Linked DNA regions of Mus musculus: region 1 is linked to region 2. The links are chromatin loops, found by intact Hi-C in ENCODE. Cell type or tissue: heart. All regions are shown on one strand. Links, peaks and the distances in the headings refer to the core of each region. The heading gives the core; the rest is flanking DNA.

What was found. Hi-C counts contacts between places; a loop is a spot of excess contacts. Peaks named below come from ENCODE experiments on the same cell type or tissue, not always from the same donor. Only the 100,000 strongest peaks of a DNase experiment are listed, where the experiment ranks them.
Region 1: it touches region 2 in a loop (17-fold over the local background); 23 of 42 quality-filtered maps call a loop at or near these places.

The regions. Positions count from the first base shown.
Region 1 is chr15:57,506,017-57,511,399 of GRCm38, forward strand. No RefSeq gene overlaps it. Among named protein-coding and RNA genes, the nearest start is that of Gm35627, 9.6 kb to the right of the region's middle. In heart, for the core only: CTCF peaks have their summits at 2,690 (motif pointing left) and 2,889; no DNase peak of the experiment used is centred there.
Region 2 is chr15:56,063,865-56,069,247 of GRCm38, forward strand. No RefSeq gene overlaps it. Among named protein-coding and RNA genes, the nearest start is that of Gm46516, 140 kb to the left of the region's middle. In heart, for the core only: a CTCF peak has its summit at 2,436 (motif pointing right); no DNase peak of the experiment used is centred there.

The sequences.
Region 1 (5,383 bases), core at 200-5,199, 1.4 Mb after region 2:
ACAGTGTCAACCAGCCAGACCCAGGGACTGAACCACCAACCAAAGAGTATACATGGAGGGACCCATGGCGCTGGCCACATATGTGACAGAGGATGGCCTTGTTGGACATCAGTAGAAGGAGCAGCCCTTGGGCCTGAGGGCTGATGCCCCAGTGTAGGGGAATGCCAGGGCTGGGGAAGAGGGGAGTAGGTAGGTGGGTGGGGGAGCACCCTCATAGAGGCGGGAGGGCAGGGAGGGATGGGGGTTCCACAGGGGAGACTTGGAAATGGGGAAACATTTTGAAATGTAAATAAAGAAAATATCCAATTAAAAAAGAAAGAGAGAGAAAGAGAAGGAAGGAAGGAAGGGAGGGAGGGAGGGAGGGAGGGAGGGAGGGAGGGAGGGAGGGAGGGAGAGAGAGAGAGAGAGAGAGAGAGAGAGAGAGAGAAAGAAAGAAAGAAAGAAAGAAAGAAAGAAAGAAAGAAAGAAAGAAAGAAAGAAAGAGAGAGAGAGAGGGGGGAGGGAAGGAAGGAAGGAAGGAAGGAAGGAAGGAAGGAAGGAAGGAGGGAGGGAGGAAGAAAGGAGGGAGGGAGGGAGAGAGAGAAAGCGAGAAAGCAAGTGAGAGAGAGAGAGAAAGAAAGAGAGAAAGAAAGAAAGAAGGAAAGAAAGAAAGAAAGAAAGAAAGAAAGAAAGAAAGAAAGAAAGAAAGAAAGAGAGAGAGAGAGAGAGTGTGGGGGGGGAAGGAAGGAAGGAAGGAAGGAAGGAAGGAAGGAAGGAAGGAAGGAAGGAAGGAAGGATTTGCTGTGTCTGGGGAGAGAGGAGATTCTGGTGGAAGGACAGAGACCCAGATCCAGGAGTGGTCACAGCATAGTCAGGGGACTGAGAGTGTACTCATCTGACGAGAGCTGTGATATACATGAGACAGGAACAGAGAGATCTGGTACAGCCATGGTTATCACTAAGTGTTTGTTTATAGGCTTTGAAGGGGTAGGAAATACTGCCAATTTAATCCAATCCATGCCTCTTACATGCTAGACATTTTCTCTGAACTACTGCAAAATTTCTCAACCTGAACACTCTTGGCCTTCAGGGGTAGGACATTCACTAGTTAATGCAGAGTCTTGGGATATATTTGGTAGCCCCCCCCCCCCCCCCCGCCGACATCTACCACAACACGCCAACAGAACTTATTGCCAGTTCTAACAGCCATAAATGCCCTGACGTTGCTAACTGCTCTTTCCAAAGCAAAACTACTGGAGAGCTATATGCTCTAATGCAAGTTTCACATCATGAGATGATTGCTATTGCCAGCTCTAACTTATAGAGGAAGAAACTGAGGCATTGGGGAGGAACACAAGGAGCCCAAGTTCATTGGGTTTGTAAGCAGACCATTAGGAAACTTCCATAGACCTGGGTGTCGTGGCATAAGGCTGTAATCCTGACACTCAGAAAGCTAAGGCAAGAGGATCTCGAGTTCAAAGGTCAAGGTTGGAGAGATGGCTGATGGATAAAGCAATTGCCATGCAAGCTTGAGAATCAGAGTTCTGATTTCTAAAACCCACATAAAATCAGGGCAGACATAACCTGCTGTAAACCAGGGAGTTGGCAAGCAGAAATGGGATCCTAGCGTATGCTGGCTAGTCAGGCCAGTCAGAACCATTAAGTTCTGGTTCGATGGGAGACCCTGCCTCAATAAATAAAATGAATAGCTATGGAGAAAGACAGCTGACATCAACTTCGAGGACCCCATATGCACATAGCTATACATTTGTATACATGTGTAACCTCATACTCCTGTGTACTCACACATATGAAGACATACATTCACATGCAAAAATCAGCTCTAACATCGTCACCTCGCAATTCTTCCTATTTATGAAACAACTCCTTTGAATACATGTGGTGACAACTCCTATTTATCAATTGCGTATGCCCTAAATTGATGATAATCTTTGCCCTTTGTTCTCACTGTTGCCCTTGGTTATATCAGCATCATGGATCACCATGTCTCAGGTCAAGTTAGGGCTACTCTCCCCTCCAGATACCTCACAAATCTCCATGCACTGTGGTACTATGATCATCAGAGAGGTTTAATCACACGGAAGCTTGGGGCATCATCAAGTGCATAAGAAGCCTACCATGAATGATAACCAACATCGTCACTTCCAATTTAGACATCAGGAACAGTTATCCAAATCTCTGCCTTTGCCATTCTCCCTAAAGGCTCAATGATTAACCCTGACTGTCAATCCAGAGGTATGTCTGTAAGCATGCTTCCAGAAAGATTTAACTGAAATCTAAAGACCCATTCTGAGTGTGGGTGGCATCATGGGCTAAGGTCTGAGACCAAATGAAAATGGAAAAGAGAAGTGACCAGCTGAGCCTCATCACCCACCTCTCTATTTCATCACTTCAGATGCAATGTCACTCACTAGTCACCCGGGCTCCTTGTACTATGCCTTCTGCACTGTGACGGACCTTGCCCTAAAACTGTAGGCCAAAATATACTATTCTTTAAGATGGTTTGTAATGTATTTTCTCACAGCAAAGAGAGAAGTGACAAATCCATCAGCTTGAAAATCTGAAGAGGACACAAGTGACTGAAAAACAGAGTTTGGTCAAGCTAACCTGTGAGCCTGTCCAGAGACCATGAACCAAAACAACACTACTAGAGCTTGTATTGCTGCCTCTCCGTTGTGCTTTGGTGCCCTCTGCTGGCCTTGAAATTCACTGCTAGAAAGTAGTGTATATAAGCAGGCAGTAAAATTGCCCTACAATTACATCCATCCAGACCCAGGTGTGTGTGTGTGTGTGTGTGTGTGTGTGTGTGTGTGTGTGTGTGTGTGTGTGTGTGTGTACGCTGAAAGAAAAATCTTTCAGAAAGAATGCTTAAAATTAAGAATTTATTACTGAGACGCCCCGATGAGCTAGACTTTGTCTATGTGTTTCCTTGCTTAATACATTTATACTGGCAGGAAGCGTGTGGCTAAAAAGCAGTGGGGCTGCCAGACAGTGGAGGACCTGGAGGCCAGCAGAGGACAAGGACAGATCGCTGCACACATGTACACCGTTATGCACACTTATTCTGGTGTACTAAGAGATAGATAGATGGATTACTTCCGTTTTAGGCATATCCACATTCGGCATCTTTTAGGTTTTGCATTTCACATCTGAAAAGTGTTGGAGGATCTCCTGAGAGCAAAGGCACAGAGTCATGGCAGAAGATATCCATTAAGCTTCTCCTTCCCATAATTCATTTCGTCTGACAAGGTCTGTTTGCACCCTGTTTCATTAAGCCTGAGAAGCTGGGCGGCTGGTCCGGCAGCAACACGACCAGACCACTCGTTCTCCACCTCTGGCTCCACAGCAGGGCTTCGCCTCAGTGAGATGCAGGCACCAGGGCTAGCGTTCTGAATTCCCTGGCCGTGCCACGGACACCGTGGACACTGCTTCACACTGTCATCATCTGAGTGACCTTGCTGCTGCCTGAGAAGAGACCTCTGTCTTGGACGAGGAAGATGGTTGGGTGCTGAAGACAAAAACCACACTGGCTTTCCCGGGGCCATTCAGTTGCTCTGAATCCAGTGAAAACAAGCAGTTTGCCATCTGGTCATCGCCCTGGGGCTGAGGTGTCAATCCCCTGTCCTTCATCCTGCCCTTCTTAGAAAAACACAGGCCCTGGGTGGTCCAGATGGCTGCAGGCCTTTGCACAATGAACAGAGACCGGCTGATACACATGACTCCCTCTGCCCCAGGAAGTCCTCCCATACAAAAATACATTAGAGAGACGTTCCTCCTGAACGATTTGTTAGAGTCAACCACTTCTGGGAAGGGAAACTTGAAAGACCCTAGAAACTATACAAACCCCGCCCCCAGCTCCTGCAGATGAATGAGGTTGGCATGCCGACAACCTGTGGTACTTGTACGGCCCATTCATCCCATGGAGATCCTCAAAGTGTTTTCCCACCAGAAGAAAAGGAGAGCATTTCAATAATGAACTTTAATGAATCTCAAGCTGTTTCCTCCTTTCCCTTGTCACTTCTTACCCTCGACACAGTTGTCTGTAGAAACTCTCTTCTTGGGCTCAGTACAGTAACCAAGCTATCACCAGCTCACACCCAATGCACAGTGTCCAGCAGCCCGGGAGAAGGAAAATCCCATGGAAGAGTACAGAAGTCACGTCTGAGTAGGAGGGATGGTTACTGCAGGCCTCCAAAGCCCACAGCAGCAAGGACACTAACAGGAACCTCAGAAATCTTCAAGGTCACCAGGTCATTACTGGCTTAGTCCAAACTCTCTTCAGTGTACACGGAGAAATGGAAAAACATTAAACACGATGAAAAGTGGCCAAAAAAGTAATATTTAAAGACATCATTTAAAATGTAAACTGTGGTACGAATTCTAATATATGTGACTGGGGAGAGTCACCCAACTCCTCTAAGCCTTATTTTCATTGCATATAAAATAACTTAGAAAAAAAAAACGATTAAAGGGATAGTTCTCAGAGCTTGGTGGCCTGAGAGTGTGATCTCGGGCACTCAGGAGTCTGAGAGATCAGGACCACACGCTTGTCCAGAAAAGCTTCAGAGTGAATTCAACACCAGCCTAGGAGGATAGTATGGAGCACTTATCTAGCATGCACAAAACCCTGGGTTCAATTCCAGTATGGCAAAATAAATAAAAGGGTTAGCATGGTAATATGCAATTCATGAATATATTTACTGAGGGTTTGTTGTTATTATTGTTGGAGGGACTTTTTGGTTTTTAGTTGGAGGGGTTGTTGTTTACCTGAGATGGAGTCTCATGTGCCCACAAGCCAGTCTGAACTTTCTACACAGGTTAGAATGACCTTGAACTTCTGACTCTTGAACTTCCATCCCAAGGGCTGGGATTATAGGCACTCCCAGTTCTTCACTAATATGCTTTCCTGACATATAAGAATCAATAGTAAATGTTAGCACCTAATAAATAATGAAATGCTAATACATTAAACTATGTTAACATTAATATCGATATCAATATGGAACATTAATGTTGATGTTATTATTTATATACATATTACTACGACTACAGAGGTCAAAGTAATGAGTACAGGGTTCACCTTTGTTCACATTTATGATAGGAATTCTCAATTTTAGTGCGACTGGTGCTTTGAACTTATTGACTCTATTTGGTTCCAATACAGCTATCCTGTGTATTGTAAATTTCTAACAGCGGACATGTGTTTATACCTAAGATCCATGAACAACAGCTTTCCACCCATTCTGATAACTCAAAATGTCTCCGGGTGTTGTCCATGTCTCCTAGCAGAGGGCAAGCCCTACTCTACCAGACCCTGTACTGGCTACTAGTATAGCAGCTTGACTTGATGTTTTCCACTTTTTAGTGACAAAATTAAAAGAGG
Region 2 (5,383 bases), core at 63-5,062:
GCTGATATAGAATAACTGTTGACTCTGTCAGTCACCCCATACCCTTCCTCACACTCCCCCCCCCCCCCCGCAAGTCATCTCACCCCAGCAAAAAATCCCACCTCCTCTCTCAGCCCTTTATAAACAAAAGGCTTGATACAATTAAAGGAGTGTTCTGCTTTGACAGACTCTGGGCTTCCTTCAAAGATGATGCCTTTAGGGACCCTTCGAATGATAAATATCCAGTCCAAGTGTGGTGACTTGCCTGCAATCCCAGCATTTAGGAAGCAGAGGCAAAGAGATTACCTGAGTTCAAAGCTAGCCTAGCATGTATACGGAGACTATCTGGGGCTGTATGGTAAAACCTTGTCCCAAGAAAAGGGATAAATACACTGAATGCATAGAAGACTTAGGGTTCCCTAGTCTGATTGCCAGTGCAGGGGAGAGGCTGCAGTCATTGGTCTTAGAGGCAGGAATGTGGTCGACATAACCCATCAAGGTCTATTTGACCTCTTATAAATATAGCCAGCCAGCCACTCCACGTGCCTGTGATTTAGTAGTGACACCTCTGATGGCATACACACCACCCAGAATCCTGGATTAGTGTCTCCCATTACCTGTTCTCGGGCACTGGAATATCATCAGCTTCTCTGTTGGTCTCTGCATGTAGGAAACAGTGTCATCATTTGGTTACAGAATCAGTTGAGTCATACGCCTTATTAAATGTAAACCATTGATATACATTGTAAGAGTTTATCATTTATTATTAGGTATCCCTTAGATGAAAAGTGGGACAGAAACTTGAATTTAAGTCCAATACTGCTGCTGAGGTTCTGGCTTGGTCTTCAGCATTCAAGAGACTTCGTGACCTGAACTCAGCCCAGCACCAGGGCAACAGACCCAGAGGAACCTATGCACTCTCGGTAGCTAGTGGGACTCAGCAGAATTTCTTATCACCTGACTGACCCCATCCCTCAAGGATGGGGTGGGACCTGTCTCTCTGATGCCTGAAGGCACAGTGCCACCCTGCAAAGTACTCCTGCTTGATAAGAAGTCATCTCAGATTTATCTTAGTCACGTAATATTAGATCTTGAAATTTATAATAAAAAGACTTAACTACTCTCATCACCAATGGGAGTGGGGTGGGGGAGCATGTATGCTGCTTATTCTGTGCCTGACCCTGGACCCCACATTCTATACAATCGATCTCCCACCAGAGAACACTAGCGAAAGCATTGCCTTTCCCACTATGTGGCTGAGGCAGTGAAGTCTAGAGACTTCAGCCAGAAGAGCCAGAAGAGCCAGAAGAGCACAGCGCTGGGATTCCAGTCCCGTGCACAGGCAATCAACCCCTCAGCACCCACTGATGAACTGTGGTAGCCACCAGACTACCTCCTTCCTCAATTTCACATCAATGATCCCTTCCCATCAGCCACCCTCTGTAACACCAAGGCCCTTTCCCTCACCTCTTGCTTCCTGTTTCCAAAGCCACTTTCCTAAGATCAGTATTGTAATGCTGGCTTCAATTTTAAGTGTATTGATTGGTGATGTTTCTCCTACTGGGACAAAAACCCCAGGTGGACAAGGCCTTTGCTTTGCTCACTGCTGTGTCTCCAGCACACAGGATGACACTTCCGGTATATAAAGTACTCCTAGTAAGCACAGCTGGATGAATGAATGAATAAATAAATAAATAAATAAATAAATGAATAAAGGTAAATGAAACAGAAACAAATACTGGAAACAGTAGCCGTACAACGTTAAAATTTTCATTATCTTTAGAGTTTTCGTTGAGACATTGTTTCTCCTAAGAACTGAGCATCCAAAGTACCTCATGTGTTGGACCAGCATATAAATCTATGTATCTATGTATGTGTTTATATATTACTATCTATAAGCTATACATGTATGTATGTATGTATGTATGTATAATCTATCATCTATTTATCATCTATCTATCTATCTATCTATCTATCTATCTATCTATCTATCTATCTATCTCATCTATTTATGTATGTATCTGTTTCCCTTTTTCATTAATTTATTAATTCACTTTAAATCCCATTTACAGCTCCTCTTCCTCTCCTCCCAGTCCTCCCCTCACAAGCCCTTCCCCCACTATTCCTGCCTCTTCTCCTCAGAGAAGGGGAAGCCCTCCATGGTTACCAACCTTCTCTGGCGCACCAAGTCTCAGCAAGGCTAAGCTCACCCTCTACCAATTGAGGCGCAATCAGGCAGCCCGGCTGTGCAAGAGGGTCTAAAGGCAGGCAACAGAGTCAGAGACAGCCCCCTACTCCAATCGTTAGGGGACCCACATGAAGACCAAGGGACTCATCTGCTACAAATGTGTAGGGGATCTCAAACTTTTTATTTAATTCACTTGGTTCATTGGAAAAATACCAGGAAGGTTCTTTTCTTTTACTGATTAAATGAGAAAGGGGTGTTAAGTCTTGAGTTGCAGTATGTAATATGTATCTTGTCCACTAGATGGGGCTACTATACTACAGAAGTCGGTCATCCACACTGGCCACACCACTGCGGTTTTTTTTTTTTTTTTTTTTTTTTCTGCGTTTCTTTTTAAATTTTTGGAAGGTCACCTTTGCCTCTGCCTCTTTGTGTGTGTGTGTGTGTGTGTGTGTGTGTGTGTGTGTGTGTGTGTGTGTGTGTGTGTTACATTTTCTTTTTCTATCTCTGTTTTTCATTTTTTCTCACTTTCTCTCTGGCTAATACCTTAACCTGGAAAGTTTATTACATAATCAGTACACACGTTTATTTTTTGCTTTGGAATAGAAGTTTTGTTATCTCTAAAATCTAGTGAATGCATAATAATATTGATTACACATTTATTCCTCTAAGTACATGAAAATGACAGTAACTCCATTGTTGAGGTCACCCATGTGCCTAGGCAAAGGCGGAGTGCTGGCCTAGAGCGTGCAAGGCCCTGGAGACAGGCTAAAGTACTTCATAAGATTTTAAGGAGTTATAAGATTTGTAAGTGTTAGGTTGCTTCAAGATTTGACTAGGTTTTTTCTAGTGTTAGCTTAGTGTTGGAAGATCTGCAGGTATTTTAAAGATTGGCGATTCTAATTTGCCTGACATAGAACAGAGCAGAAGTGGAGCCAGCTGGTCTGACATCTACCCTTCTTCCACTTGGTCTCGTGATTTCCTGCTGCCTGGGCCATTGCGTTAAAAATGACCTTGGAAGCAAAGTGTTAATTAGGGGATGAATTAGAAATGTGGAAGCAGATATGATTACTGACCACAGACGTAGAAAAGAAGGGCTGCCTGGTGTGCAGCGTCTCACACTGGTCCTGCCATGTCCAGCTTTCGGCTTGGCCCCTTCAGTGTGCACTCATTCAGGAAAGTCCCTTACCCTTCTTCATAATAGACCTGGATCAATAGCAGCAGCATCCAGTTCATGGCTTGGACTTTGATTTATGAATGGGAGTAAACTTCAGATAGATTGCATTAGCCATGTGTCTCTCCCCTTCGACCTGACAAGAAGCAGCTGGAAGGAAGGCAGACTTATTTTGAACCACAGTTGATGGATATAGATCACTGTGGTCGGGAAGGCATGGAGACCTCCATAACTGGAGTGCAGTCGATTCTTTACACCACCTACCAGGAAGTAGAAGGCAGTCAAGCTAGCAGCCTTAAGTTGTACCCTAGGGTCAATGCCATCTAGTTCCTGTATCCAAGGGTTTAACAGCCTCTCAAGACAGGGACACCAAAGGAGGGTCAAATGTTGAGAATTGTGTGTGGGGACCTTTCCTACTCAATCACAGACCAACAGGAGAAATCCTCCTTGCTGGTCAGATTAGCTCAGAGGATGCACAGCCACTGCAAAGCTGAACACAGGATATGGCTTTTGGTGAATGGCTGTTGGCATTGTGAGCTCAGTGCCAGGCACACATTGAATTAACTAGCCACAAAGGGCTCGTGATGACATCATTTTTTTGTTTTTTTGTGACTGGCTTCCCGTGCGATGCCAAGTCACAATATCAGGAAGTCATTATCACGGCAATTAAGTCTCTTAGGTAATGAAAGAGGTCTCATTTTGTATACTGAAACACCACGTCTGAGTCCAATTTCAATCCCATATTCTTAACGAGAGACTAGCATTCTAGTCACACTTGAAACTGCTGTAGCCTTCGAGGCCATGCTCACGTGACTCTTCTTATCACGCCTGTTATCTCTCTTCTCCAGAAGGTCACAGCAGTAAGAGGAAGGTGGAGAAGAGAGGGGGTCTCACAGTTTTAAACTGATCACAGTTGTTTTCTGTTGTGGTAGGTGGTCATGTCAGAGGGTGAATGCAAGCTCACAGGGACCACCTGTATTTATCAGAGACTCCCCATGCATCTTCACACCATGAACATCTTCTTTGACTGTCATTCAAGTTGCTTGTCCCATTTTTGCCTTTGTTCCCATACCTCCCTCAGGGCTTGTTAGGAAGTTAGTAATTTTGAATACTTTCAGCTAATATAAAATCTGCTCTTTTAGTTTAAAGGGTCTCTCAGTTGGTTGCAGTTGCTTGTCTCACTTGGTGCTGTTTGGAGAAACCTCAAATCCCTTCCCTGCTGGAAGCATGTGAGGTTATGTTAGAACAAATGGTGTAGGACATTTGTTTCTAAAGTTGGTTCTGCTGACCAGAGCAACATATTTTATAGAGGACTGTGCCAACCACTGATCTGTGCAGATTCTTGTCTTGATTGTCATGTTGCCTTGGAAACAGAACCTTGACATCAAGATATTCTATTAAACATGTATTACATTTATTTACTCTGTGTACGAGTGAACCGCCCCCTGTGTGTGTGTGTGTGTGTGTGTGTGTGTGTGTGTGTGTGTGTGTGTGTGTTGGAGGACAACTCAGAGGTTACTTCTTTGTTTTGCACCACTTAGGCGCCGAGGATCAAACTCAGAGGCTCAAGTTCGGCATCAAGTTCAACCATCTCACCAACTACCAGCTACGTTACCTTTTGGCTCCTGCAGAACCACCATAACCTTATTTTCTAGGTTGCTTTTCTGAAAGCACTGAAGAAGAGCAATGTGAGGGAAGAATGGGTTTATTCGGATATTAAATTAAATCCCACCACCAAGAGATGCCAAGGCAGGAACTCAAGGTCAGAACTTGGATGCAGGAATTGAAGCAGAGGCCTCAGAGTGCTGCTTCCTGGCTTGCTTCCCCTTGCTTGCTCAGCCTGCTTTCCTATACAGCCCAAGCCTACCTGCCCACGTTGGCATCACCCACAATGAGTTGGTTCCTCCTTCATCAATCAGCAATCAATAACATGACCTGCAGATGAGCCTACAGGCCAGTCTGTTGAAGTTCTCTCTTTCCAGGTGTGTTTAGACTTGAGTAAAGTTCACAAAATCTAACCAGGAGCCTTGTTATGACTGAATTTA